Regions from separate parts of the Homo sapiens genome. Here region 1 is linked to region 2. Evidence: read pairs that join two places in POLR2A ChIA-PET (ENCODE). Cell type or tissue: Panc1. All regions are shown on one strand. Each heading gives the region's core, and the rest is flanking DNA. Links, peaks and the distances in the headings are about the cores only.

Evidence for each region. Peaks named below come from ENCODE experiments on the same cell type or tissue, not always from the same donor. Only the 100,000 strongest peaks of a DNase experiment are listed, where the experiment ranks them.
Region 1: POLR2A ChIA-PET joins it to region 2 with 11 read pairs; 7 of 35 experiments call an interaction of 5 or more read pairs at or near these places.

Annotation. Positions count from the first base shown.
Region 1 is chr17:2,037,587-2,040,451 of GRCh38, forward strand. DPH1 (diphthamide biosynthesis 1) reads left to right here. Exons shown (of 13, transcript NM_001383.6): 7 at 2,169-2,237; 8 at 2,632-2,788. Among named protein-coding and RNA genes, the nearest start is that of OVCA2, 3.0 kb to the right of the region's middle. In Panc1, for the core only: no CTCF peak of the experiment used is centred there; no DNase peak of the experiment used is centred there.
Region 2 is chr17:2,229,350-2,232,255 of GRCh38, forward strand. All of the region lies in intron 10 of SMG6 (SMG6 nonsense mediated mRNA decay factor), which reads right to left. Among named protein-coding and RNA genes, the nearest start is that of SMG6, 73 kb to the right of the region's middle. In Panc1, for the core only: CTCF peaks have their summits at 2,493 and 2,696; no DNase peak of the experiment used is centred there.

The DNA of each region.
Region 1 (2,865 bases), core at 366-2,865, 190 kb before region 2:
GTGGCATTCCCCCTGTGCCCACGTCACTCAGTCTCTACCCTTGGGGTCTTCAAAGTGTATGTTGGAGGGAGGGACACCCTGAGTGTTAGCCATTCATCAGAATGAAGTGTGGTCTCCAAGAGGGAGAGAAGGAGCTGCCACAGGCAGGTTATCTTCCACGCTCTGTAATCTTCATGGGCTGGGAAGCTACTGTCAGGGACAGCATGTCTGGGGGCACACTTGGTACAGCCTGGGTTGAGCCTCAGACACACTGCTTCCTAGCTGTTTAATACTAGGCGAGTTTCTTAACATCCCTGAGCCTCAGTTGTTACCTTCTGTAAAACAGGTATACTATACGTATCTGGGAGGATTAGGAGATAGGACTGCGTGAACTAATTCACAGCAGGTACTTAGTCTATGCCTGGTACACAGAAGGCACAAGTCCAATAAACAGTAGCTGTTGGCCGGGCACAGTGGCTCACGCCTGTAATCTCAACACTTTGGGAGGCCAAGGCAGGAGAATTGCATATGTCCAGGAGTTTGAGACCAGCTTGGGGAATATAATGAAACCCTGTTCTCTCCAAAAAAAAAAAAAAAAAAAAAAAAAAGAATTAGCTGGGTACAGTGTCCATGCCTGTAGTCCCAGCTCCTCAGGAGGCTTAGGTGAGAGGATCGCTTGAGCCTGGGAGGTTGAGGCTGCAGCGAGCCATGACCGAGTCACTCAACCTGGGTGACAGAGTAAGACCCTGCCTCAAAAAAACAAAATGAAAATCCGGTAGCTTTTGTTATAACTCAGTAACTGGCCCCAAGAGCTAGTTTGGGCAGAAAGTAGCCATTGTATGCCCTGCAACCTCATGTACAGCATAGATCAGAGGTCCCCAACCCCTGGTCCCATGTCCTGTTAGGAAACCTGCCGCACAGTAGAAGGTGAGGGGTGGGCCAGCCAGCGTGACCACCTGAGCTCCGCCTCCTGTCAGATCCGCCGCGGCATTAGATTCTTGTAGGAGCTCAAACCCTATCGTGACCTGTACATGCGAGGGATCTAGGTTGCATGATCTTTATGAGATCCTAATGCCTGATGATCTGAGGTGAGACAGTTTCATCCTGAAACCATCCCCCAATCCCACCCGTGTCTTCCACAAAACCTGTTCCCAGTGCCAAAAATATTGGTTACTGCTGGCGTAGATGACTCCTTGAACACTACTGTCCACATCTGTATTGAGCTTGTGAAGGAGAATCTGTTCCCCAACTTCCAAATGAGGATCTCTAGAACCCCAGGTGGCCTCACCACGGCCGGCTGCTCCTTCACTCTTCCTCAGAAGCTTGGGGTGGGACGGTTCTTAGATTCTGCATTATGTAAATAGAGGGACCGTAGAGTCATCCAATTCAAACTCCTTATTTCACACGTGAGAAAACCAAGGCTCCAAGAGGTGAAGTGAAGGCTTGTCCCAGTTTACACAGAGGCACAGCACAGCCAGCTGTGAACTCAGTCCTCTGGACTTTTTTTTTTTTTTGAGACAGAGTCTTGTTCTGTCGCCCAGGCTGGAGTGCAGAGGTGCGATCTCGGCTCACTGCAGCCTCTGCCTCCCGGGTTCAAGTGATTATCCTGCTTCAGCCTCCCCAGTAGCTGGGACTACAGGTGCCCGCCACCACGCCCAGCTAAGTTTTTGTATTTTTAGTAGAGACAGGGTTTCACCGTGTTAGCCAGGATGGTCTTGATCTCCTGACCTCGTGATCCACCCGCCTCGGCCTCCCAAAGTGTTGGGATTACAGGCATGAGCCACTGCACCTGGCAGCCCTGTGGACTTCTTTTTTTTTTTTTTTCTTTTTGAGACGGAGTCTCACTCTGTCACCCAGGCTGGAGTGCAGTGGCGCGATCTCAGCTCACTGCAAGCTACGCCTCCCGGGTTCACGCCATTCTCCTGCCTCAGCCTCCCGAGTAGCTGGGACTACAGGCGCCCGTCACCACACCCAGCTAAGTTTTTGTATTTTTAGTAGAGACGGGGTTTCACTGTGTTAGCCAGGATGGTCTCGATCTCCTGACCTCATGATCCGCCCGCCTCGGTCTCCCAAAGTGCTGGGATTACAGGCGTGAGCCACCGCGCCCGGCCAGCCCTGTGGACTTCTAAGCCAGCGAGTGCCTCTTCTGCTGCCCTAAACCACACTTAGCCTCCTTTCCACCCCTGCAGGTATCTTGGAGATGGCCGCTTCCATCTGGAGTCTGTCATGATTGCCAACCCCAATGTCCCCGCTTACCGGTATGGGCTGGGCCGGGCTGGGCTGACCAGCTGGTGAGGGGTGAGATTCCCTGCCACTGAGGTCCTCAATTGGTTGCATCCCCATTTCCTGGCCACTAAGCCACCAGCCCTAAGGGTCTGAGGCACTTGGGCCCTGGATCTGGGCATTAGCCCCAGGGCTGCTGTTGCCTACCCGTCTCCTGGGGTTTACACGGAGATCTTAAAGCCGCCCACTCTTGTCTGCTCCAGCTGTGGGACAGGTCTTCCTAATGACAGTCCCCGCTCTTGCCTCTGTTCTTAATTACCTGCGTGGGGCCTAAAGGTTCAGGAGCCCACGGGGCTGAGTCAGGAGCTGTGTGCATAATACTGGTCCTGACAGTGGCTGCCACAGTGACCCTGACTGCTTCTTTTCCAGGTATGACCCATATAGCAAAGTCCTATCCAGAGAACACTATGACCACCAGCGCATGCAGGCTGCTCGCCAAGAAGCCATAGCCACTGCCCGCTCAGCTAAGTCCTGGGGCCTTATTCTGGGCACTTTGGGCCGCCAGGGCAGTCCTAAGATCCTGGAGGTCAGTGGGCTCAGGACAGCCTCTGGAGGAGGGAAGTGACTGGGAACACAGCTGGGAAAACCAGTAGGCCACAGGTT
Region 2 (2,906 bases), core at 246-2,745:
AGATCAGATTCACAGGTCACTTTCTTCATCAGAGAACAACAGTGCTCAGATTTGGGGGGACATTCCTTGCACTGTCTAGCTGCCCAGAGAAGCTTTTTCTTTTTTCTGATATCAAAGGATGGACACTTGACACCTGTGTATAATTTACTAGCTGTGCAGCCCTGCTTAACCTTTCTGATATGATTTTCCTCATCTATGAAACAGGACACAAAATATCTGTCCAGCCTGTCTCACAGGGCTGACAAGAGAATCAAAGGAAAACACATATGCAGTAACTATAAAGTGTCATCATGTATTAGAGCATGGAGTCATTGCTGTGGTTGTCATTACTGGTCACGCCCTCTGAAAACTACAATTCTTCCTCATATAGGCATTTACTTGGTTAGGGTCCAAAGTTCAACACTTCCCACCCCTCACCAGCCCCCTAGAACATACCTACTTTCTCTGTGAATTCAGCATACAGTATGAATCTGGCCTGAGCCCCACACCCACACCCAAGCTATACATTTACAAAACTTAGAGCTCTGAAAAGGTAGCTGAAAGTCCTGCTGCCAGGCCAAGCGCAGTGGCTCATGCCTGTAATCCCAGCACTTTGGGAGGCTGAGGTGGGCGGATCACTTGAGGTCAGGAGTTTGAGACCAGCCTGGCCAATGTGGTGAAACCCTGTCTCTACTAAAAATATAAAAATTAGCCGGGTGTGGTGGCCTGTGCCTGTAATCCCAGCTACTCGGGAGGCTGAGGCATGGGAATCGCTTGAACCCAGGAGGCAGAGGTTGCAGTGAGCTGAGATCGTGCCACTGCACTCCAGCCTGGGCCACAGAGCAAGACTCCGTCTCCAAAAAAAAAAAAAAAAAAAAAAAAAAAAAAAAAAAGGAAAAGAAAGGAAAAGAAAAGTGTCCTGCTGCCAAAATTCCTCCAAATAATGTTTCTCCTTCAGAATAAGTCCATGTCGGGGCAAAAAAAAAAAAAAAAAAAAAAAAAAAAAAAGGGAAAACCACAAACAATCAAATTGACAAGCTATAAAACGGCAAAAGAAACGAAATCTGGGCAACATGGGATATTGCATCTCTCACTCCACACCAAAGCAGCCATGGACACCAAACCACATGGCTATCTTGGGGCAAAACAAAGACCATTTCTTCAACTGATATGATAAAAGGCTTAATTTTACTGAGATGACAATTTTCTCATTTCTTTGGCTTTTCCTATTTCTCCTTCCCCAGCCTAAATACATTCTGAAAACAAGGACCCTGGAACCCAGAAGTGGAAAGACAGGTGGGTCCCTTGACATACTCACTTCTCTTCAGGGAACTACAGGCAGATCCACAGGCAGAGAGTGCCGAGAGCAGTCTGCACTAAGCGGCCTGTCAAGAGTTCTATCTCCCCCACAGGGAAAGAGGGCAGAGCTGAAGCATGCATCCTTCTCTGGCCTGCCTTCCAAAGCCTAACCTATTCTGACCTTTGAATCTACTTCTACTTTGAATCTACTTCTCACAAAATTCCTTGCTCAGGCTGGCTCTGTTCATTTTCTCTAAACTGAGGCATCCTGAAAATGAAAGTCAGGTGGCAATGATTCCCTACGGAAATCTACCCACAGAGATCCTTGTAGAGAAAAAGCCCAAGGGTTTCTACCACCAGAGATGTAGGAGGAGGAATGAGGGGGCCAGTTTACACAGCTAACTCAAGCCTAACCCCTTATGAAAGGTGGATTTCCTGTACAACTGTTCTGACAAGCGGAGGATTAGGCACTTCATACATTCTGCTTGGGTAAGAGACTCACGACAGAAGTGAATCACCACAGAGGAGCATACTGCTTTTCTGAACGTCTCTGAGATTGTTGTATGCTGGAAGACAAGGACACTTCGGTTGCGAACCAAACTCAACTAGAGTCACCTCCCATCACAACAATGGCATGAAACATCCCACACCTACAAGTTAAAGCTATCAGTCCTATACAGACAGCTGTAGCTAGCTAGCTAGCTCTCTCTCCCTCTGGAGACCCACATGTGACACTCCCTCTACCTTCTGTAATTCAGGATTACTAACACCATTCAAAGCAAGCATAAGGCTGGGTGCAGTGGCTCATGCCTGTAATCCCAGTAATTTGGGAGGCCGAGGCGGACGGATCACGAAGTCAGGAGTTCGAGACCAGCCTGGCCAACATGGTGAAACCCCCGTCTCTACTAAAAATACAAAACTTAGCCAGGCGTGGTGGTGGGCGCCTGTGACCCCAGCTACTCAGGAGGCTGAGGCAGGAGAACTGCTTGAACCCGGGAGGCAGAGGTTGCAGTGAGCCGAGATCGCACCACTGCACTCCAGCCTGGGCGACAGAGCAAGATTCTGTCCCTCCCTCCCCCCACCCAAAAAAAGCAAGCATAAATGATAATGAAAGGAATGCCAGTCAGGCTCTACCTTAATCCCAGCTCCCAAATATTCCCTAAAAGCAGGCAATACCAATAGCACGTGCAAGAAGTGTCTCTTGGGTGCCCTCTTGCTGCCACCGGGGCTTCTCTGCAAAGCTAAATGGATGTATGTGCTATGAAACTGGTAGAGGAAAACAGAGGGAGCCAGGGCACAGAAAAGGGAAGTTATTCCAGTGGTGGCCAATGAGTAACATCCAGTGATTTATAGGCGGTATAATCCAATAATACAGTAAAATAAAACAGTGTGTGCCTGAAGTGGTTTTGATTCCAGGAATTATAAAACATTTTTGAAAAAGAGAGAACAAGAGGGGGAGAGAAAATGAAGGAAGAAAAAAAAAAGGGCCAGATTGGAACAAATTGGGCACAGATGGGGGATGCAATGGGGTTTCAGTGCTCCCCTACCACAATGCTGCTTCAATTCTTCCCTTCAAGAAACTAGAGTTTTATTTCCTTAAATTACAAAATTTTTAAAAATTAAAATTC